3 separate regions of the Homo sapiens genome follow, and all the other regions are linked to region 1. A link is a loop called in an ENCODE intact Hi-C map of the cell type or tissue named here. Cell type or tissue: heart right ventricle. All regions are shown on one strand.

Region 1 (8,000 bases):
TTGTCGGAAAGCTTCCATAAGGCAATACTTGTGAAATGCTTAATGTTTGCCTGCTCTGTGGGGCGTGCTTCACCTGTGTTAGCTGAGAAGACTTTGCAGACCAGAAGCTGCTCTGAAGCATGAAAACACCTCGGTCCAATGGGTCAGCTTCTCCCTCTGTGCCCTAGCCCCAAGTACTGATTGGGGCCTCCTGAGGGCCAGAGCCTCTGCCCTTGCAAGCCGTCAGGTAAAGCTCAGGTAGAAGGAGAAGGGAGTATTTTCATTTAACCAAGAATAGAACTCCTCGGATTCATATCTTCTTTCTCAGAAGGAGGAAACTACCTCAGCCTCTTGCCCCCAGCCGGTCAGGAAATCCCCGTCTCTGCTGGCGCCTGCACTGGCCTTGAGTCACTGCAGAGAAGTCCTTGATAAGGACTCTTGGACTTTGGGGCTCAAAGCTGTGATAGCCCATGAGCAGGGAAACTCCAGGCTTAGTCCTATCTGGGACCCTCGATGGTACTCACCGGCAGGGGGGCAGGCAGGTGGCTTTGGAAAAAGGATCGATGGGAAAATGCTTTGCCCCTTTCACTTTCCCTCTGAGACTGTTCCAGCTCCTTGACTTTGCTCTGCGATGAGCCCATGCCCCATGGCCTCTCTTATTGAGAGATGACAGCGTGCTGGCAGTCCTCACAGCCCTCGCTCGCTCTCGGCACCTCCTCTGCCTGGGCTCCCACTTTGGCGGCACTTGAGGAGCCCTTCATCCCACCGCTGCACTGTGGGAGCCCCTTTCTGGGCTGGCCAAGGCCAGAGCCGGCTCCCTCAGCTTGAAGGGAGGTGTGGAGGGAGAGGCACGAGCGGGAACTGGGGCTGTGCGCGGCGCTTGCGGGCCAGCTGAACTTTCGGGTGAGCGTGGGCTTGGCGGGTCCCGCACTCGGAGCAGCCGGCCGGCCCTGCCAGCCCCGGGCAATGAGGGACTTAGCACCCGGGCCAGCGGCTGCGGAGGGTGTACTGGGTCCCCCAGCAGTGCCAGCCCACCGGCGCTGCGCTCGATTTCTCACCGGGCCTTAGCTGCCTTCCTGCGGGGCAGGGCTGGGGACCTGCAGCCTGCCATGCCTGAGCCTCCCACCCGCTCCATGGGCTCCTGTGCGGCCTGAGCCTCCCCGACGAGCGCCACCCCCTGCTCCACAGCGCCCAGTCCCATCCACCACCCAAGGGCTGAGGAGTGCGGGCTCACGGCGCCGGACTGGCAGGCAGCTCCACCTGCAGCCCCAGTGCAGGATCCACTGGGTGAAGCCAGCTGGGCTCCTGAGTCTGGTGGGGAGGTGGAAAACCTTTATGTCTAGTTCAGGGATTGTAAATACACCAATCGGCACTCTGTATCTAGCTCAAGGTTTGTAAATACACCAATCAGCACCCTGTGTCTAGCTCAGGGTTTGTGAATGCACCAATCCACACTCTGTATCTAGCTGCTCTGGTGGGGCCTTGGAGAACCTTTATGTCTAGCTCAGGGATTGTAAATACACCAATCGGCACTCTGTATCTACCTCAAGGTTTGTAAATACACCAATCAGCACCCTGTGTCTAGCTCAGGGTTTGTGAATGCACCAATCGACACTCTGTATCTAGCTACTCTGGTGGGGCCTTGGAGAACCTTTGTGTCCACACTGTATCTAGCTAATCTGGTGGGGAGGTGGAGAACCTTTGTGTCTAGCTCAGGGATTGTAAACGCACCAATCAGCACCCTGTCAAAACAGACCACTGGGCTCTACCAATCAGCAGGATGTGGGTGGGGCCAGATAAGAGAATAAAAGCAGGCTGCCCCAGCTAGCAGTGGCAACCCGTTCTGGTCCCCTTTGACACCGTGGGAGCTTTGTTCTTTTGCTCTTTGGGTCCACGCTGCTTTTATTAGCTGTAACGCTTAGTGCGAAGATCTGCAGCTTCACTCCTGAAGCCAGCGAGCCCACGACCCCACCGGGAGGAATGAATGACTCCAGATGTGCTGCTTTAAGAGCTGTAACACTCACCGTGAAGGTCTGCAGCTTCACTCCTGGAGCCAGCGAGCCCATGAGCCCACGGGGAGGAACGAACGACTCCAGACGCGGTGCCTTAAGGGCTGTAACACTCACCGCGAAGGTCTGCAGCTTCACTCCTGAGCCAGCGAGACCACGAACCCACCAGAAGGAAGAAACTCTGAACACGTCGGAACATCAGAAAGAACAAACTCCAGATGCGCCACCTGAAGAGCTGTAAGACTCACCGCGAGGGTCCGCGGCTTCATTCTTGAAGTCAGTGAGACCAAGAACCCACCAGTTCTGGACACATTATCACCTCCTCACCCCAGAGCTGCATACCTGGCTTAGGAGGGACTGTCGAAATGAATTTATCCAGGCCCTCATTTTACAGAGAAGGGAACTGCCGCCAGAGCGAAGTGACTTGCGCAAGATCACATGGCCCAGCCCAGCTTCTTCGCTCCTGAAGCCACCTCATTTCCTCTTCTCAGCATTGTGGTTGGGTCCAAGATGAAGCAGGAGGATGGATTCCTAGATCACTTCTTCCAGTTATAAGTGGTGTTTGCCTGCTGGTGGGTTGATGGATGTCAACAGCTACATTTCCCAGCGATGAGGCCTTAACTCAGGCAATGAATCTCACCCAGCACTGAGACCATCATGGCCGGGTTGGGCTACTAGGAGAGCAGGCATGAATCACTGCCAGAGATCCCGACTCCGGAACTCTGCACTCAGCCCTGAGGCCATGCCACCTTTTCTCCATCTCCCCAGGGAGATCAGGCCGTGGTCTGGGGATGGACCCCTGGGTGCCTGGAGTAAGGGGGTTCATTTAGGCCTGCCTTCTACAAACATCAATTGAGTACCTGCTCTGTACCGGGCACCAGGTGAGGCATTGAGTTTATATCCATTTTTCATACAATTAAAGTCCTGAAAAGTGGCAGGTCATTGAAAATTTCATGTGTCAAAGTGAACTTCTCACAAATTTTTTTTTTGAGGTGTTTTGCTGTCACTCAGGCTGGAGTGCAGTGTTGTGATCTCAGCTCACTGCAACCTCTGCTTCCTGGGTTCAAGTGATTCTCCTGCCTCAGCCTCCCGAGTAGCTGGGACTACAGGCACCCGCCACCACACCAGCTAATTTTTTTTTTTTTGAGACAGAGTCTCGCTCTTTCACACAGGCCGGACTGCAGTGGCGCGATCTCGGCTCGCTGCAAGCTCTGCCTCCCGGGTTCACGCCATTCTCCTGCCTCAGCCCCCTCCCCAAGTAGCTGGGACTACAGGTGCCCGCCACCGCGCCTGGCTAATTTTTTGTATTTTTAGTAGAGACAAGGTTTCACCATGTTAGCCAGGATGGTCTCGATCTCCTGACCTCGTGATCCGCCTGCCTCAGTCTCCCAAAGTGCTGGGATTACAGGTGTGAGCCACCGCGCCCGGCCACACCAGCTAACTTTTGTATTTTTAGTAGAGACAGGGTTTCACTGTGTTGGTCAGGCTGGTCTCGACCTCAGGTGATCCACCTGCCTTGGCCTCCCAAAGTGTTGGGGTTACAGGTGTGAGCCACCGCACCCAGCCAACAAAGAATTTTAAAAAGCAGGAGATACATTCTCATGGTTTGAAAAAGTGGCCAGGCATGATTACATTACAATTAAAGAACTGACAATAGATAAAGAATTTATGAAAAATGAGTATAATAAAAAGTTCATTAATGAAACAAATAATACAAGTCACTGTCTTGGTCCAGTTGAACCATTTACAGCATTAACCCATGAGCATGAGCTCTGGTCTTCCTCTTCTCTGTTAGGTGGATTCTTTCTTAGAAAGGCTTTTTCCTTCATAGGAAAGTTCCAGATCTAGCATTTGATTTAATCCTGGTGGCTCTGCTGGGTCTTGGGCTCTTAACTGCAGGAAGCCTGGGCTGATGCTGGGGACCCATCCTCTTTGTCACAGAGGATCCTAGGGCCACAGTCTTCCTTGGCTTCCTCCTCTGGTCCCACGGTGTTAGTGATCCACATTTTCTACTCAAATGTTCTCACAAAAGGTTTGTAGAGACACACAGAAAACACAGACCTTTACAGAGCAAAGGCCTGTACCGCAGAAATGTCCGTATCTGGTGGTAAATGCGAGGGCAGTGTGAGCTCAGAGGGAGCCTGTTGAATGCCGGTGTCAGGGCCCTGCGCTGCTGGCGAGCTCCCTCAGTGACACCTCGGCCCTCAAAGGACCTCGGTGGGAACTAAGCCACCAATGGGACAGCCCCAGAACTTGAGTGAGGAGTTTAAAGCAGGTTGTTCTGAAACCAGTATATGCAACTCAGAAATATTTTAATCGTGATCTTGATTTTTTTAAAGTCCCGAATCCTTTTGAGTTAATTGCTCATATACTGGGGATGGGGAGTGATGGTGAGTAAACAAAGGGGAATAGGGCCCTGGCTTGGAAAGTTTGCACAGAAGTAGGGGAAACAGATGTAGCTGATGAGCAAACCATTGCAGTCCCCAGGGAGAGATGACGTGAGAAGTGTGCCTATTGGGGACAGTACTGGACAAAGTGGTGCTAGTGAATTCGGCTTGAGAGGCACCAGGGAGAGTTTCCCTCCGGAGAATCACAGGCTTCTGCTCTCTTTTTCCAACTTCCCTTTTGCAGGGCTGAGGTCTGGAAGCACAGTGGGGCTGTGGGCCTTCTGATCCTTGAGGGGGTCAGGGAGACTGCACGGGAAATGGGATTCTGGGCTGTGGGCTTCTCTCCACGGAAAGGCCTGCAGTTTAAAACCATGTCCACTAGGTGGTGCAAAAGCCTCTTTTTGTGTTAGTGTGGGGCCGGGCGGTGGCTGACTGAATGTTCTATGGACAGCAAGCCTGCCTTCTCTCACGGGGAGATGTGTACTCTCCAGCTCAGGCATGCTCTGTAAGTAGACATCCAGGCCCTGCTTGAACACCTCCAGTGACGGGGAACTCACACCTCCAGGGGGCAAAGTAAGTAGCAGGGGTGGGGGTGGAATTGAGGGGCACCATAAGCCAGCTGTCCGTTGATAGCATCAGCCTCCTCTCCTAACCCACAGGCCACTGGTTTCTGCAATTCCTATTTTCCCATTCTCTTTATTGGGAATAACTTCTTATCTCCTCTTCTTATGATCACTTTATCCTTGAGTAGTTTGTCAGCAGGGGCCTAGATGAGGCCTCTTACAGATCTGGGACATCTGCTAGGGGCATGTCAGAGCCTCTCTACCCTCACCCTACCCATGTAGACCTGATTAGGAATCAAAAAGACTGGCCGGGTGCAGTGGCTCATGCCTGTAATCCCAGCACTTTGGGAGGCCGAGGCGGGCGGATTACGAGGTCAAGAAATCGAGACCATCCTGGCCAACATGGTGAAACTCCGTCTCTACTAAAAATAAAAAAATTAGCTGGGCATGGTGGCACATGCCTGTAGTCCCAGCTACTTGGGAGGCTGAGGCAGGAGAATCACTTGAACCCGGGAGGTGGAGGCAGTGAGCCGAGATCGCGCCACTCACTCCAGCCTGGCATCAGAGTGAGACTCGGTCTCAAAAGAAAAAAAAAAAGGACTGAGGCTTCCTTAGTTTTCTACTGGCTTTAGTTACACCACCCTTCTAGGACTCACTTTCTACTTTTGTAAAATGAAAGACAACATCCTTTGCCCTGCTTAGCACATGGAGTTGAGAAATTTCAAATGAAATAATGCATTCATTTATTTAACATTCATTGAGCACCTACTGTAGGTTAAGCACTGTCTAGAAACAGGAATATTGTGGTGACCAGAACAGATAAATAAACAAATCAATACAGAATAAAATGGCAGGTGGTGATATGTACTATGAAGGAAAATAAAATAGAATCAAGTGAGAGGGGCCAAATTTAAATTGAGCTGTCAGAGATGTAAAAAACATGTGTAAGCAGGAACAAATCATCTTTACCTATGTCACTTTCTCTCCTGTAGTAGACTGTCCCCTTTCTTTCTTTTTTCTTTTTTTCTTTTTTCTTTTTTTTTTTGAGACTGAGTTTCGCTCTTGTTACCCAGGCTGGAGAGCAATGGTGCAATCTTGGCTCACCGCAACCTCCGCCTCCTAGGTTCAAGTGGTCCTCCTGCCTCAGCCTCCTGAGTAGCTGGGATCACAGGCGTGCACCACCACACCTGGCTAATTTTTGTATTTTTAGTAGAGACAGGGTTTCTCCATGTTGGTCAGGCTGGTCTTGAACTCTCGACCTCAGGTGATTTGCCCACCTTGGCCTCCCAAAGTGCTGGGATTATAGGTGTGAGCCACTTCGCCCAGCCTGTCCATCCCCTTTCTGTTTAATCTGCAGGTCACACCATGAAAGATGGACACTGTTGTTAGTTTGTTATGTGCAACCCAATGCAATCTTAATGGATATGAATAATGTAGACAGGCTGGGTGGAGAAGACCATCTTGGCCTAGAGCTGCCCCTCTCCCATCCTCTTCCTTTGGGGGAGCCATCAGCTAAGACCGAGATCACAAAGTCTCCTGAATAGACCTCAGTTCTCTAGATCTGGCCCATCTAAACATCCTAACTCAAGGAAGCACGGTGTATTGTTGAAAGTGCTCTGGCTGGAAAGCCCCAGAGTTCTAAATATGGCTCTTAAAATTCCAGCAATTCTGAGCAGGAAGAGCTTTCCCCTCAGTCACATGATCATATGCTCCAGCCAGTGACAAGCTCAGGTTCTCGACCTGTGGTGTGGGGTGGGGAGTACATATCAGATTCTCAGGGGACAGCTGATTGTGGGTGGCTGAACGTGGCGTGCAAATCTCTAGAGAGCTTCTAAAGCACCAACAAAGGCACTTTCTTCTCCACCACCCCCACAAGGGTCAGTGAGCTGACCCAGTGTTAGGGTTTGGGGGATGGGGAAACTGAACATCAGGGGGACCTTGAGATTCTGGGATTCTGGGCTTTCAGCCAGGGACCCTTCCAACCTTAGGAACAGAATATGCCAACTCTAGCCCTCTGCAAACTCTAAAGTGATTTGCAATAAGAACATTATTTTTTCCTGACTGACCAGTGAGTAATTTACCAAGCTGGGTCTTGATTGGCCACCAAAAGAAAAAAGGGCCTTTGACAAAGCAGGAGACCTGAACTAGAGCCAGCAGCAGAAGGCCCCCAGTGAAATGACAGAAACAAAAGCTTGGCAGCTCAACCACATCTTTATTTTGAGCAAGATGAAGTGCCTTTCTGACAATGCAAATTAATTCACCCAGCTTTTAAGTGAGGAAGACATGTCCAGATCAAAGTCCAGCTTCCCTTCTAAGGAGGCCAGCCCTACGTCATCTGCAGCTACTGTATCAGTTAGAGTCATGCTGGCCATAGCATCTCAACTGAAATCTCAGTGGCTTGATGTGATAGACATTCATTTTCTTGGCCACATAAAGCTTGGTTCATGGGTGGGGAGGGATCTTCCCCATGAAGTCATCTGGGGACCCAGGCTGATGGAGGTTGTACTGTCTCCTTCATGTGGTTTCTGTATGGGGGATTGACACCCAGCCCGCAGGTAGGGAGGAGAAAGCGTGAAGGATTGGGGAGGTGTTTTTTTGTTTGTTTTTGTTTTTGTTTTTGAGACAGAATCTCACTCTGTCACCTGGGCTGGAGTGCAGTGGTACAATTTTGGCTCACTGCAACCTCCACCTACCAGGTTCAAGTGATTCTCATGCCTCAGCCTCCCGAGTAGCTGGGATTACAGGTGTGTGCCACCAAACTTGGCTAATTTTTTATATTTTTAGTAGAGATAGGGTTTTTCCATGTTGGCCAGGCTGGTCTCGAACTTCTGACCTCAGGTGATCTGCCTGCCTTGACCTCCCAAAGTGCTGGGATTACAGGCATGAGCCAGCGCACGTGGCCGGGGAGGTGTTCTTATGGGAGGCGCCCATCATTTCTGCCCATATTTGTTGTCAGAACTCAGGCTTGTGATATTCCACCTATATTCCTTGCTCCTTTTGAGTGACTTTTCCTCTTATTTACACCATTCTCCACCCCTCTTCATCCTGCTCTGTGGCCAGGA
Region 2 (8,000 bases), 58 kb after region 1:
GCAAACTTTTTTTAAAATATAATCAATGAATATTTATCTAAGTAACATCATGCCCATGAGTCAAATGAAACTCCGACTTTTATAGAGTTATATGTAAATGCAAAAAAGTTTAAATTATGTGAACAAAATGCATAACTTATGCCTAAGCTCAAAATTGTTAAATTTATACAAACTCTTTCAAAAAGTTTTATGGTTAAAATTATACTTAATGTGGGAAGCAGGTAAATTTTAATATGCTTGATGTGAGAGAGAGTGCAAACATTAAAAGCAGGAATGCCTCAGGCCCTGCTCTCTCAATACCTGCAGCTGTGGTCATGGAGAAACCCAGCTACTGCCAGAGTGGTCCCAAGGCAGGGAGGGATGAGAGGGGGGCTGGGGTTGTGGGGAGAAATACCCTTGACCCAACTTCTGATCTCCTGCTGTGCCTCCCCCACCACCAGTACAAACGGCATTCAGCCAGCAAGGGAGCCTGGGTAATGTGGTCCTCAGGGAAGTTTTTAAAAAAGCAGATCCCCAGGTCCTCTCATAGTTATTGCAAAGATATAATGGAGTGTATGTTATGCAACCCAGACACTTGATGTGCATAATAAAAAAGATTTTCTGGGGACAGTCTACAGTCTAGTACTATCAGGTCATTATCATGCTAATAGAAAATAGTTCGGAGTAAGGAAGGCCTTTGATAGAGACCCTTAATTCATTTCATGCAGGAGCTACCTAAGGCTGGGAGGTAGGATGCCTGCAGGCCCTCTTGGAACTGTGGCATCACCAGAGAGTAAAATATGAGGGCAGGGGATGCACATTCTTGCACTGCACTCAGAGAAGGAGCATCCCCAGTGTGCAGGAGAAGAGAATGACATCATCACCACGGACAGGCTCCTTCCCCACACACTGCCCTAACTGAACAAGAGAAGGCAGCTTTGTGAGATGTAAAGGGGTGGACCTGGAATCACACAATCACACACACCAGAAAAGGATCCCAGAGTTCCTGGGGCAGCTAAGGTGGTGGAAGATATCGCTTAGCCGGGCTTGCTTCTTCCGTCCAAAGGAAAGAGCGTGCTCCACGAAGGGGAAACTTACGTTACATAAGGCTTGCTGACGGTTTCCTTCACATGAACCAGAGGCACGGCGCTTTTTGGTTTTGAAGAGACAAGAAGAGCTACAGCTAAAAGTAAAGATATAGGAAACGGGAGTGAGATGGGGAGGGGGGATATGGAGTCATTTTTGAAATAGCAATAGTCAGTAAATGAGAATGTTTAAAAACAGCAAAGAACTCTCTTGTCCTCAAATTCTCATCTTTACAACCAGAGTCATGTCGTGGGACTTGACTGAGACGCAGGCCCGCGGCATCTGTGGAGCGGCTGACTCGGACCCTTGGTGGAACATTAGAAACAACTCCCAGGGGCAGGCCCGGTGGCTCATGCCTGTAATCCCGGCGCTTTGGGAGGCCAAGGCGGGCAGATCACTTGAGGCCAGGAATTTGAGACCAGTCTGGCCAACATGGTGAAACCCTGTCTCTACTAAAAATACAAAAATTTAGCTGGGTGTTGTAGTGCATGCCTGTGATCTCAGCTACTCGGGAGGCTGAGGTAAGAGAATCACCTGAGCCTCAAAAGTTGAGAGTGCAGTGAGCCGGGAGTGAGATACTGTCTCCTCCTCCACCACCAAAAAAAAAAAAAAAAAAAAAAGAGAAAAGTAAAGAAAAATAAGGAAAAGAAAAGAAATAGCTCCCTCGCAGAAAGCAGCATGTTAGGGAAGGTTTTCAGGAAAATCCCCTGAAGGGGCCTGGACTTTCCATCACATGCTTCATGTAATGCTTTTTGTTTGTTTCTTAGAACAGAGTATTAATAGTTTCATGGCCATTACTCTTAAGTAAGCTCTTTACATGTTTTTAATGAGTATGGGGATACATAATACATGAAGGTTAATATGTAATTATGTATTATATATAAATAAAGGTAATATAAAGTATATGTGGGTTCTTCTGAAGTTATTTTGTTAGAGACTTGTTGTATGTCCCTAACTCTCCCAAATCTATTCACAATGAGGCTTGTCCTTTTGTTTTTGGATATTCCTAGGGCTTTTAACAATTTTCCTGTTCCCCAATGCCACCAATGGCCATCATTAAATGACTGATACCACTAAACTCTAGGGCAGGGGTGTCCAATCTTTTGGCTTCCTTGGGCCACACTGGAAGAAGAATTGTCTTGGGCCACACATAAAATACACTAACAGTAATGATAGCTGATGAGCTGAAAAAAAATCCAAAAAAAATCTCACAATGTTTTAAGAAAGTTAATGAATTTTTTATAGACTGGTGCATTCAGAACCATCTGGGCCGCGGGTTGGATAAACTTGCTCTAGGGGGTCTCAGCTCTGCCTAACTCACATAGATGGCCTAGGATGTCACCATTGAGGCTCAGCTGTAAGCTATAACATGGCTTCTCAATCTCAGTACATGCTATTGACACTAACGGTCAGAAAGCACTTTGTGCAGAGACTTCTGTGCACTACAGGATATTTTTCAGTGTCCCCAGCCTGTAACCACTAGGTGACAACCAAAATGTCTGCAGACATTGCTAAATGTCTCCTGGAGACAAAATCACTCCCAGTAGAGAATCACTAGACTATATATGCCCTCTATCCACCCCCGATATGAGTGAGGAATGCCGACTTGGGGTGCAGGATTGCTCAGGTACCTGAAGATGGCCGCCTTCATGCACAGGTGTGGTTAATGTAAAACAAGTGTTTTGTATTTAACAGGAAATAAGAGAGCAGGTAAAACACTGCGCCCAATTTTCTGACTTTTTTTTTTTTTTTTTTTTTTCCTGAGACGGAGTCTCACTCTGTCGCCCAGGCTGGAGTGCAGTGGCACGATCTCTACTCACTGCAACCTCCGCCTCCCAGGTTCAAGTGATCCTCCTGCCTCAGCCTCTTGAGTAGCTGGGACTGCAGGTACTTGCCACCATGCCCGGCTAATTTTTTGTATTTTTAGTAGAGATGGGGTTTCACCACGTTGGCTAGGCTGGTCTCGAACTCCTGACTGAAAGTGACTTGCCTGCCTCTGCCTCTCAAAGGCATGAGTCACAGCCTAATTTTCTTAATGGTGTTTTGTTTTTGTCTCATTAAAAGAGTCAAAGTAAACCTGTTCCAAAGAAAGGGCATCTCTACCAAGTTGGGGCTAATTCCCAGATGAGGAGACATTGCCGATCTGTGACGTTTACCATAATAGCTCTGGAAGTTTGGCTGAGGACCATGAGCACCCTACAATCTGGCTTCAGTCCTTCATTTGGGTCTCTGTCCCTCTGTCTCCACCCAGACCATCCATGGTGGCCACACACAAGTCCTCTCCTTCCTAAAGTACCTTGAAAGTACCCTGCACATTCCTGCACTGCACCTGAGCATTTTAAATAAACAAAATCGGAAATGCTCTTTCTACTCCAACCCATCCAATCCCACAAACCACGATGTTCAAAATCCTGCCCATTTAAGCTCACCTGTCACCTCCAAGAAGCTTTTCATACTGCCCCAGAGATAAGTGGTCTTATTCTCTACGAATACCCTCCAACACTGTGTTTTTATTAGTTATATAGTACTTAATACTTCTGATATATATATATTTTTTAAATGGAGTTTCACTCTTGTTGCCCAGGCTGGAGTGCAATGGCACAATCTTGGCTCCCTGCAACCTCCACCTCCTGGGTTCAAGCGATTATCCTGCCTCAGCCTCCCAAGTAGCTGGGATTACAGGCATGCACCACCAAGTTTGGCTGATTTTTTTGTATTTAGTAGAGATGGGGTTTCACCATGTTGGTCAGGCTGGTCTTGAACTCCTGACCTCAGGTGATCCACCCGCTTTGGCCTCCCAAAGTGCTGGAATTACAGGTGTGAGTGACCACACCCAGTCCCTGATTGTATTTTTGAGGTTAGTATCCCTGTTATCTCCTCTGCTGAAAGGGAGATTTCCTGAGTAAGGAATTGAGAACGTTTTATCTTTGCAGGCCCTATAGTGGTGCTTCTGAAACCGTCTGTAGTAGTAAGGAAACAGTTTTTTAAAAATTTCTGGCTGGGCGCGGTGGCTCACGCCTGTAGTCCCAGCACTTTGGGAGGCCAAGGCGGGCAGATCACAAAGTCAGGAGATTGAGACCATCCTGGCTAACACAGTGAAACCTGTCTTTACTAAAAATACAAAAAATTAGCCAGGCGTGGTGGCGGGCATCTGTAGTCCCAGCTACTCGGGAGGCTGAGGCAGAAGAATGGCGTGAACCCGGGAGGCAGAACTGGCAGTGAGCCAAGATCACGCCACTGCACTCTAGCCTGGGCGACAGAGCGAGATTCCATCTAAAAAAAAAAATTTCTTTGTAGTCTATAACAAACTAGTAATTTTGTGAAATACAATGCAAATGAATTAGTAAAAAATGGTCAAGCTCCGGGATGTTGTGGAAATACCTTAGTGCTATAAACGTTTCTAAATGATTACTCTTAATTTCTGCACACCCTCCGTGGTGGGCTAGTAACACACAGTTGAGGGCTGGGTTGGTCTGCGGACCACTCTTTGAGTAGCACGCCCAGCACAGCAGGTTTCACAGTAAAAATCTACTGGCCCAGCGGTCTCAAATGTGAGCAGGCAAAAAATCACCTGGAGGGCTTGTAAAAAAGGCAGCTGGGCCGCACCTCCAAAGTTGGTAATTTAGTAGGTCTGCAGTAGGACCTGAGAACTGTAATTTCTAGCAAGTTCCCAGGTGATGCTTTTGCTGCCGGTAGGGGGATCGCACTTTGAGAAGCACTGCACCAAGGGAAATGAACCAATGTCTATTACACTGCCCCCTTGTGGCGGACTGTCCTCATAATGGACAGAGATGCTAAAGCTCACTGCTAACTTCAGCCACGCACCCCTAAAGAAGCGGTTATCAGCCCTGGTGTCCTTGCTCGCTTGCCAAGGGGCTCCAGGCATGAGAAAGTCATAACAAGCCAGAAGGGTCCATACCTTGGGGCTGTTCTTGGCCTAGTTCCTCCACAGGTGGCTGAGCAGGGAAGGCTGAAAGAGAACTTCGGGGCAGTGTTTGAGGTGCCCCCACAGTTGAAGGCCCCAGGGATGGCCTGGGTGAAGTGGGTGCCTGAGAGTGTAGGGATCTGGCTGGTGATCCAGACGGTTGTACCTGCTGCTGAGGTGACAGAGGTGACAGTCCAGGTGGTGGGGTGGGCAGTGATGAACCAGGTGTGGAGCTGGGTGGCTTGTGCACAGCTGGGAATGATACAGGTGGCATGCCACTTAGAGAAAGTGGAGTTGAAGAGGCCAGTGGCTGTGCAGGTGGCTGCTCAAGTGGAGAGACTGGTGCTGAAACAGGTGACTCGCATGTGAATTCAAGTGTCTGCACAGGTTGGGACACAGGCGGACCATGGCTGCCCCTTCCATCCCCTTTGGGAACCCACTCCTTGTGAGGTTGTGTGGCTCCTTCCAGACTGGCCTGCCGTGCTCGAAGGCTTGGTTGACTGCGTTCAGGGCACTCATTGCCAAGGGCGAGTTCTATCTGGCAGTACACTTCCACCCGGGGGAAAATCACTCTCTTGGAGGAAGAATTAAGATAAACAGCATCTAGGATAAACAATAGCATGGGGTGTTACTCAGCCCTGGCAGCAGCATGGCCTTTGCAAAAATGGTTTCTTGAGTTATTTTCCTAAACAGGAACAGTGCTTTTCAAAGGTCTTTCTGTACTTACTTGAATTTACAGTGAGTGAAAACAAACGTGATGGTTTCTGGCACTTACGGTGTAGTGTGGGGAAGCAGGCGTTGCCCACCCAAATTATCTAGAGTTTCAACTGAGGCAAGTGCAGGAAGAGAGGAATGTGGTGCTGTGAGAGAGGGCAGGTCATCTGAGGGATTGGCAGTGAGTAGAGATCTGAAGGGTACGTGGCCCAGGATGGTCAGGGCGGGGTGGTGAGGGTGTTTCAGCAGAGGGAACAGCACACACAAAGGCCACAAAGTTTGAGGACACACCAGGTGGTCGGGGGCCTGAAAGGTCAGTGTGGGGCGGGGGTACTGTGCTGGGGGAGGAGGCTGAGGAGGCGGCAGGGGCCGGACCATGTCAGGGCTGTAGGCAGCAGCTAGGATCCTTAGTTTTCATGGCAAGCATTATTGTAGCATGACTTTTAGGCAGGGGAGGTAATCAGCTGAGGCTGGTTCTGAGAAGGTCACTGTGGCTGTAAGACTCATTGAGAAAGGTGAAAGGGTTGCCTGAGCCTGGGAAGCTGAAGCTTCAGTGAGCCATGATCGTGCCACTACGCTCCAGCTTGGGTGACAGAGTGAGAACCTGTCTCAAAAATAGTGGGTGGGTGGGGGGGCGGGGGGATGGCGTTTATCTAGGCCACATAACAGCCCTTAAATAAGAAAACAAACAATTCAGTTTTTAAAATGTGTGAAAGAGCCAACTGAAAGGGCTCCCAATGGCCAAAGCTGGAACAATTTGAAGAACACAATAAAGTAGTATTGAATAATAACCCAAAGTATAACATAACCATGAATCCATACTGATATAAACATATATTACGTAGGTAAGTAAATCAGGGAGAAGAGAGAAAGCTCCCCTGCAGAAGAATTCTTAGTAATTTATGTAGATGCTTGACCCTTTAGGAAGTGGAGCATAACTTCTCACTCCTTAAATATGAGCTGTGCACAGTGACTTTCTTCCAAAAACTGCAGTAAGGATAGAGGGAGAAAGAGTACTTCACAATGGAGAAACCCGATGGACACTACCTCGGCCAGGCGGTCATGGTCAACATCAGCAGGGATACGTCATGTTGGCAGCACGTGCCCATGAGGTAACGTGATGTGAATAGCACCTTACCTCTGTGGTCTCCTCCCCAGAACTCAAAACCCCAGCTTAATCTTGAGAAAAACATCAGACAAACCCCAACTGAGGGACGTTCTACAAAATACCTGACCGATAGTCAACTCTGTCAAGGTCATCAAGAATAAGAAAAGTCTCTGTAATCCCAGCACTTTGGGAGGCCGAGGCGGGCGGATTATGAGGTCAGGAGATTGAGACCATCCTGGCTAACACGGTGAAACCCCATCTCTACTAAAAATACAAAAAATTAGCCGGGGGTAGTGGCATGCACCTGTAGCCCCAGCTACTCGGGAGGCTGAGGCAGGAGAATGGCATGAACCCGGGAGGTGGAGCTTGCAGTGAGCCAAGATTGCACCACTGCACTCCAGCCTGGGTGACACAGCAAGACTCTGTCTCTCTCTCTCTCTCTCTCTCTCTCTCTCTCTCTCTCACACACACACACACACAAGAATAAGAAAAGTCTGAGAAACTGTTATAGGCAAGAGGAAACTGAGGAGACGTGACAACAAAATGTAATGTGATCCCTGGGTGGGGGGTCCTGGAACAGAAAAAGAAATTAGGTAAAAACTGAGAAAATCTGAATAAGCAATGGCTCTTAGTTAATAATATGTCAAGATTGGTTCATGAGTTGTAACAAATGTACTGGACTGAATACCGTGTTATATATGTATCATTCTGTAACGTCTAACAGATGTGAGACAAACACCCTGTATTATTTTCACAAGTTATCCATAAATCTAAAACTACCCTAAAAAAACAAAGCTTATTAAGAGTCTAGGTGAGAAATGTACAAAAGAGTGGAACGAATGCTTCACCAAAGAAGATCTATGGGAGGCAAATAGACAAATGAAAAGATGCTCAAAGTCATTAGTCATTAGAGGAATACTGATTAAAACCACAATAAGTTACCGACATGCACCTGTTAGAAGGGCTAAAATGAAAAATTCTGAGCATTAATTAAAAATACCAAAAGTTGGCCGGGCGCAGTGGCTCACGCCTGTAATCCCAGCACTTTGGGAGGCCGAGGCGGGTGGATCACGAGGTCAAGAGATCGAGACCATCCTGGCCAACATGGCGAAACCCCGTCTCTACTAAAAATGCAAAAAATTAGCTGGGCGTGGTAGCGGGCGCCTGTAGTCCCAGCTACTCGGGAGA
Region 3 (8,000 bases), 240 kb after region 1:
GGTAAGAGGCCTGTGAGTCAGTAATATGATTATCCTCATTTTAGAGATGAGGAACCCGAGGTACAGAGAGGCTAAGTAATTTGCCCAAGGTAACACAGCTGGTAAGGGCAGAGCTGGGTGAAAGCAAGTACAGCCTGATTCTAGAGTCCCTGCTCTTGGCTGCGAGGCTATGCGGTGGCCTAGAGTTGACAGAATTGCTCCTCAAAGGAAATGGCCTTGCCCACATCATAAGGACATGTCTACTGATCCAACCATGTCTCCCTCAGTCCATCCTGCCCTGGGGTATCTGATATTTTCCCCAGCCTTTTCCCTCCCCCACCCCCTACTCTGGCCCTGAGACCCCATGAGAGCCTAAGGAACGGGGTCGCTTGCCTGTGAGTGCTGCAGGAGTTTTGGACCTTTGGGATCAGTGGCACCAGTGCAAGGTACCTTGATTCTGAAGTTGGGGTGGGGTCCTGGAAGCCAGATTTTAGGCTAGACGCAGGCAAAAGAGAGTAACTGACCTCAGAGATTCAGGTTTTCTTCTGGTTTGAGGATCCAGTAAGGAAAGGGGCTAGGATGTGGCACCAGGTCAGGATGGCGCCTCTCTGCTGCACGTCTTAAACACCTGAGTGGGGCAGAGGTGAGCCCAGGAAGGTGGGGATACCAAGGACATGCTCATCGCCCAAGTGGGTGCGATCTTCTGAGAGCACGAGTGGCCACTCTGGCTGTAGCTCCGGATGCTCTTGAGCAAGGGTCAGGAAGTGACTCAGGCCTCCGACTCTGCTGACACTGACCCCTACTCTGGGCCTGACTGGCTCTGCATTACTCAGCAGCCAGGCAGTCTGGGAGGGAGCCCTTGGAGGATCCAGTTGGGGAGTCATGAAAGGGAGGGGAGGAGGAGAGGGTCACTCAGGTCATCCTGGATACCCTGCTTCTCCAGCCTGAGGCTCTCTTTTGAGTTCCAAGGGCCCTTTGCTCTTCTCCTCTCCAAACACCAACCCAAGTTGTCTTGTTGGTTTCTGCCCTATGAGCATGGAGCATGGAGGCAGGGATTCAGGAAACTAGCTTTGGAATGAGGCCTGAATTTACATCCTTTCTCTGTCATTACCAGCTGTGTGACCTTGGGCAAAGTCTGGCCCTCTCTCTGAGCTTCAGTGTCCTCCTTGTGAAATGGGGATAATAATAAAGTATGACAAGCATATTGAAAGAGCCTTAGGATTGTATCATTTCAAGTACATATTCCTCACGACAACCCAATGAGGTAGGAACTTTCAATGCCTCCAACCAGAGATCACCAGAAACACACGTGTGGGTGAACAAGCTGAGCTGATGACTCGTTGCAACAAGGGAGAGCATGCACCATGGGGATCATGGGGCGTCCCAGGAAGGGGGCGTTAGAAAGGACTTAGTCTAATGTTTGGAGTTGTGTTAGGTGATTGGGGAGAGGTTAAGGAAGTGAGGCTTTGTTCTGGGTTGATGCTGTCAGGAAGTGGAGCTAACACTATGATTGGGAGTCTTAATACATCTTGCCTAGAAGGAAAGCAGACTAGAGCAAGGCTGAAGCTACAGCTGGTAAACCAGCAGCCTCCACTCAGCTTAGCTCTACAGGGGGATTTGGGTCATTTCTGTGATTTGACAATATTCATGTTTTGTCTGTGTTCAGATATGATTAAGGAGTAGTTTCATTTTTGTCTTAGTCTGCCCTGGTCGCGGATGGCCTTGTTCTATGCTGATGTCTGTGAAATCGTCTATGTTCAGCACAGCAAGACCGAATTGCACCAGGCTGGACAGCTCTGAGCAACCAAGTCCTGGCTGATAGGACCAGGCAGCTCCCAGATGTCAGGGCTGCTTTGGTCTAGTCTATTCCAATATAATTATTCCCCTGGTACAGATGGAGAGACTGAGGCCCGGAGAGGTTATGTAATTTGCCCAAGGTCGCACATAACTAAGAAAGTGGTGAACATGATCTTCATACCTGGCATCTGGCTCCTAAGTCTGCACATTTAACTGTCAACTAGAATTCCTGGTGCCCAGCAAGTGCCTGAGAAGTGGCTGCTGTTGTTGCATTGTCTTCCTAGCTAGCCTGTGAGCCTCTGGAGGCAGAGACATGGTGTGGGAATTGGTGACTGGTTTCTTAGAGATCGAGACAAAAGCCCCACATAACTATGAGACTGTCATGTCCCCTATCCTGGCCACCCAGACCCTATCTTGCCCCACGAGCACAGCAGCCACCCTGTCTGTCCCATATGGCAGGACCAGCATGAACCTCCTCACCATAATGAGGATGGGCCAGCAGGAACATCCTCACCATGAGACCTCCACAGAAATGAGAAAGCATGACACATCTGGGGTCCTGTGAGGGTGGGACAGGCCAGGGAGCCCTAGAGCTCTGGCCCCAGCTCTAGAGAGTCCCATGCTCTTCTGGGGCTTTCAAGACTCCATGAAACAAGCAAAATTACAAGGAGGCAGGGAGATGCAGAAGAAAGACTGCAGATGTGGGCTGCTCTGTGGCGTGGTAAGCTGTGTGATCTTAGACAAGTTAGTTGGCTCCTCTAAGCCTGTTTTCTCATTTGTAAAACGAGAGTGGGTGATAAGACCCATGTTACAGGGCTGTTGTGAAGACTAAACGAGATGACTAGAAAAGTGTCCAATTCAGTGCCTGGCACACAGTAGGTCTCGCCAGAGGCTCCTTCCCCAATGGACTGTGTCAGCTCTGCCCGGGTACTCCAGCTGCCCAACCCCAGCCCCTGCCCTTTGGCTGTCCAGTCCCTGCCCCAGAAGGTGTCCCCTCAGTGAGAGTCGGCTCCAACTCACGTCCAACTCCTCTATTAAGTTTTTTGCCAGATACTCAGCCCAAGGATTCATTGACCCATTCATTCAACATTTATTTGTTGGCTGGGCGTGGTAGCTCATGGCTGTATCCCAGCACTTTGGGAGGCTGGGGTGGGAGGATCACTTGAACCCAGGAGTTTGAGACCAGCCTGGACAACATGGTGAAACCCTGTTTCTACTAACAATAATAATAAAAATTAGCCAAGCATGGTGGCACACGCCTGTGGTCCCAGCTACTCAGGAGGCTGGGGTGGGAGGATTACTTGAGCCTGGGAGGTCGAGGCTGCACTGAGCTGCACTTCAGCCTGGGCAACAGAGCGAGACCTTGTCTCAATAAACAAGTAATTTAAAATGCTGGTATTTAATACTTCTCTATGGTTCAACTAAATGTAGTGGCAGGTGGTATTAAGTGCTATGAAGAAAATAAGGCAGAGTAAGGATCTAAAGGACTAGTGAGTACTATTTGATCAGGGAAGGTCTCTCTACGGAGGCAACATTTGAGCAACCCTTGAGTGGGTCTGGGAGTGAGCCCAGCGGACATCTGGGGAAAGAGCAGGTGCCTGCCTCCCAAACCCCTCAGGGGACACTTGACCCTGCAGACCAGGCACCCAGCCTCATTCCTCCTGTGCCCATTACTTCCCTACTCCAGCAGCCTCTGGTAAGTCCCTCAGGGGAACAGCTTAGAGCACCTGGGACACCTTACTGACCTCCGGAAACTTTTTTTTTTTTTTTTGAGACAGTCTTGCTCTGTCACTCAGGCTGGAGTGCAATGGCGCGATCTCGGCTCACTGCAACCTCCGCCTCCCAGGTTCAAGCAATTCTCCTGCCTCAGCCTCCTGAGCAGCTGGGATTATAGGCATGGCCAGCTAATTTTTGTATTTTTAGTAGAGACAGGGTTTCACCATGTTGGCCAGGCTGGTCTCGAACTCCTGAACTCAGGTGATCCGCCCGCCTCGGCCTCCCAAAGTGCTAGGATTACAGGCATGAGCCACCGAGCCTAGCCAGCCTCTGGAAACTTGATGGGGTGCTGGGCTCCTCCTGCAAGGCCATCTCCCCAACCTTGTCTCCCCATTACCTCTTCCCCTTCTCAGGGGCAAGGGCTGGTCAGCAGACTTAGGGCTCAAGCAGAACATCCATCCCAGCAGCAAAAGATAAGGCACCATCAGCCAGGTGCGGTGGCTCATGCTTGTAATCCCAACACTTTGGGAGGCCGAGGCAGGCAGATCACCTGAGGTCAGGAGTTCGAGACCTGCCTGGCCAACAAGGTGAAACCCTATCTCTACTAAAAATACAAAAATTAGCCGGGCATGGTGGTGCTTGCTTGTAATCCCAGCTACTTGGGAGGCTGAAGCAGGAGAATCACTTGAACCCAGGACGCAGAGGTTGCAGTGAGCCGAGATCGTGCCACTGCACCCCAGCCTGGGCAACAAGAGTGAAACTGCATTTCAAAAAGAACGAAAGGAAGGCAGGAAGGAAGGAAGGAAGGAAGGAAGGGAGGGAGGGAGGGAGGGAGGGAGGGAGGGAGGAGAGAGAGAGAGAGAAAGAGAGACAAGAAAGAAAAGGCACCCTCCCCCACTCCCCTGCACCTCCTCCACCTCCTCCTCTCTCCCCTCCTTCAGCTTTAGCACCCCCTGGTGGAAGACGGGGGTGGGGACAGCTCTGTGAGTCGGGCACCTCTCAGCCAGCCTTCTGGGTTCGGGATGACAGGCTTCCCCTCTTCACACCTCCCTCCCCACACCATCCGGTCCACACTCCCCGTTCCACTCCACCCCTAAGGCCTGCCTCCCTGCACCCAGCCCACATGTCACCCTCCACTCCACCCTACAAAGATGTGGCTGGGGTAAGGTCTGGTGCCCAGGCCTCCGCTCTGTTTGATCTCGGCCTTGTCCTTGGTAGCATTCAGCATAATATTAATCTGCATTGTCTCCTGTGACATGTCCCTCTCCACCTCTGGACAATGACTCTGTAAGGGCGAGGGCAGTATTCTGGCCACTGCTGAGCCCCCTGGCACTGTGCCTGGCCCATTGTAGCTGCTCAGTAAAGACTTAGTGACTGAACCAACCAAGGAGTTTTGTGTCTCTTCTGGGTACTACCCATAGGAGGAAGATGTGGCTTGAAGACCCAAATGGTGGGACCGAGTAAGCAATAGTAGGGGAATATGCTTGGCTAGCCTACCACAGGGTGGGATCTGGGATGTGTGGTCACTGTTCAGTCTGATACAATCTGTCCTAGGATGTTTCTGATTTTGCTGTTCTTCCCTTGCTCCCTGAGGGAAGGCCTAGAGGCCTCATCCTTGTGGGGCCCCCAAGGTCCTAGCATGAGGCTGGACCTTCGTATGGTGGTGAAAGAACCAGAGTGTACAACCTGAATCTGAGGCCTCTTCTCTTGCCACGAATTTGCACCATCCACTCCAAAGCAGGTTCCTCCCTGTGGACAGCCCTCCTCACCACTCCCACTGAAGCTCTGCATGAGCCAGATCCTCTCCCTATGGAATTGTCCACCTTTCCTTCCTTCCTCTTTCCTTCCCTCCCTCCCTCTCTCCCTCCCTTCCTTCTTTCCAAGCCTAACTCTAAACTCACATCTACAAGGAGGTGTTCCCGAGTGAACTCTAGATCCACTCACCCCACTAACCCTGTGCATATCCCTCTCCCCAAGACCCCCACTGCACACCACCCGCTTCCCCCTCCACAGGCTTTGTGACGTCCACATTCTTGAAGCGTGCTTGTACTCCTGTGAGCCAGTAGAGAGGTAGCTGAGTTCTGGGAGACAGGGCTGAGTCTGAATCTCGTGCCTCCATTTGTAGCTACAGGTGGAGCTTCCTCATCAGTAAGATGGGAGAATGTCACTTGCATAGCCAGGGACACCAGGAGGGTTTACTGAAGCAACACATGCCAGGTTGCAGGCATTGTGCATGGTGCTCCCTCTGGTCCTTCAGGACTGCTCATGTGTCACCTCCTCCGAGGTCCCCCTGACCTCATTACAAGCCATGCTCACCTGCCTTACCTGGCCTCGTGTTCTTCAAGCCCTGTGTACCTGTTTATTGTCTGCCCCCCTCTAATAGAATGTCTTGAGGTTGGCGAGGGTAGGGGCTTTGTCTATTTTGTTCATCACTGAATTCCACGTACCTGGAAGAGTGCCTGGCAGCCGGTGACTGGCCGAATGGCAGGGATGTAGCAGGGCCTTATCCCCAGCAGCCTTGTTATCGCTGCATCTCTGTCTGTGTGCAGCTGATATGCAGGCCCAACTCACCTTCGTGCCTGGGGCAGTCTCTGCTGTGCTGACCTGACAAACCGCAGTAATGGAGTCAGGTCCTGCCTGGACTCCTGTGTGCAGCCTGCCTCAGGCAGGAGAAGCTGTGCACCCTGGAGGCCACCTCCACAACCTGCCTGTCCAGGGCAGAGGCCACAGGGTCTCCTTGCTCCACCCCTTCTAAGTAAACTATCCAATGTCAGGACACATAGATCCTCCCCAGAAGCCCTATGGACCTTGGTCAGGGGCAAATAACCCCAAACAAGACTAGCAGGGCTACCTGCCATGGCAGAGGTTTGGGCTCTGATTCTAGCTCTGTCTCTAATTTGCTGTGTGACCTTAGGTAAGTCAGACTGCCTCTCTGGATACATTCATTTTCTATTATATGCATTTAATAAACATGGAAAGAGCACTAATTACTTCCCAAAAGTTGTTATAAGAGCTTTACATACATGTAACTTAATCCTCCTGAGGACTCTATGAGATGGGTTAACAGTATCCCCCATTTTATGTATAACAATGAGACACAGAGAGGTGAAGTGACTTGCCCAAGGACACACAGCTAGTAAGCACTAGAGCTGGGAGTGAAGACCAGGTAGTCTTGCCCAGGGTCAGTGCTAGTAACCACTATGCTTAGCTGCGCTGGATGATGCTTGTGAAAGGCCAATCTTTTGTAAGAAATAAAATTAAGTAGAAAGAACATTGCAAGACCCTGTCTCTAAAAAAATAAGAGTCACAGAGAGCTCCAGGACACCACTGTCACTGTCAGCCCGAGCACAGGTGTGGCAACAGGGATGAGTAAGGGGCTGTGGAGGGGAAGCCACCCTGATCCTGGTGACTACACTTCCCTGACAAACAGCTTCTCCCTGCTTCTCAGGCCTGGTCTTCACTCCCTCACACTTGCCCAGGGCTGCCCTTCCTAAGCCAGGGGGCACCCGGATCCAGCTTTGGTCACCTGGAAAGAGGGTGCTCCAGCTGGGCAGCTTGAGGGCAGCACAGCTCCCATGTGACAGGCAGCCAGCGGCAGGCAGCCCAGCTGTGATTAATCTTCCTGTTTCAGAGCAGCCCTGCCTCCCCATAACGCCCCACCCCCGGTAGCTCTCAGTGGCCTCTAGGATAAAGATTAAACTTCTTAGTCTGTTGGGCAAGGCTTGCCCCCATCCGGACAGGCCCTGCCTTTCTTGCTAATCGGATCCTCCAAGGTGTCTGTGCCCAGGCAACCTCCATTCTAGCGATCCGCAAGCGTGCCTTCCTCATCCCTGTCACCACGTCTTTGCTTGAGCTGTTTGTGACCTGTCTGGAATACCATCCTCTGCTTTGCCAAGGAGGGGGGGTGGGGCATCCTCGTTCCTTACAACCTGCTCAGCAGCTCTTCCTGGGCTGGCTTTGCCAGGCCACTCTCACCAGCACCCTTAGACTTGGAATTCTCAGTTAACTTTCAAACAAACCTAAATTGTAAGTTCTTGAGGGCACGAGTGTCTTATTTTTCTCTATCCTCCTTACCTACCTGGTGATTAAGGTAAAGCCTTAATCCATTCAACCAAATTTTGCCAGGCACCTCTCAAGACATTGAGAATACACGGACAAATGTCACAGTTCCTGTGCTTGAGAAGCTCCTACCCTAGTGAGGGCGGCAACAGGAAACAGTGACAACACTGTCGTCGGCAGGTGGGAGTGTCAACTGGGGCAAGCTTTTAGAACCATTTGGCAATGCTGCCAAAGTGTCAAAATGTGCACCTTGTTAATCCGGTAATCCCATAGCCATCAATTTAGTGAAAACGCGAAAACAGCCGGGGGATACACACTTATCACCGCATTGCTCATCATCTGTATCAATAAAGAAAAGTTTCCAGCATCATGGTGGGGGGTGGCGGTGGTGGTGGGGGAAGAGGAAAAGGAAACACACTGCTTGGATGAATTGTCTCAGATTTGGAGAG

Evidence for each region. Hi-C counts contacts between places; a loop is a spot of excess contacts. Peaks named below come from ENCODE experiments on the same cell type or tissue, not always from the same donor. Only the 100,000 strongest peaks of a DNase experiment are listed, where the experiment ranks them.
Region 2: it touches region 1 in a loop (8-fold over the local background); 98 of 110 quality-filtered maps call a loop at or near these places.
Region 3: a loop joins it to region 1, with 5 times the contacts of the local background. A loop is called at or near these places in 74 of 110 quality-filtered maps.

The regions. Positions count from the first base shown.
Region 1 is chr6:36,357,435-36,365,434 of GRCh38, reverse strand. It overlaps a transcript of ETV7 not described here. Among named protein-coding and RNA genes, the nearest start is that of BNIP5, 25 kb to the right of the region's middle. RefSeq lists enhancers at 21-70, 4,192-4,351. In heart right ventricle, CTCF peaks have their summits at 4,534 and 4,743 (motif pointing right); a DNase peak (open chromatin) is centred at 4,794; H3K27ac peaks cover 2,223 bases; H3K27me3 peaks cover 401 bases.
Region 2 is chr6:36,299,454-36,307,453 of GRCh38, reverse strand. It overlaps PNPLA1 (patatin like domain 1, omega-hydroxyceramide transacylase), which reads right to left. Exons shown (of 9, transcript NM_001374623.1): 6 at 4,985-5,593; 7 at 1,078-1,162. Among named protein-coding and RNA genes, the nearest start is that of PNPLA1, 33 kb to the right of the region's middle. RefSeq lists a silencer at 4,896-4,945 and an enhancer at 4,814-5,314. In heart right ventricle, CTCF peaks have their summits at 4,604 and 4,804 (motif pointing left); DNase peaks (open chromatin) are centred at 4,833 and 5,102; H3K27me3 peaks cover 2,325 bases.
Region 3 is chr6:36,120,459-36,128,458 of GRCh38, reverse strand. It overlaps a transcript of MAPK14 not described here. Among named protein-coding and RNA genes, the nearest start is that of MAPK13, 6.1 kb to the left of the region's middle. RefSeq lists enhancers at 4,496-4,545, 4,606-4,655 and a silencer at 7,742-7,791. In heart right ventricle, a CTCF peak has its summit at 4,469 (motif pointing left); DNase peaks (open chromatin) are centred at 4,458, 7,128 and 7,738; H3K27ac peaks cover 812 bases; H3K27me3 peaks cover 766 bases.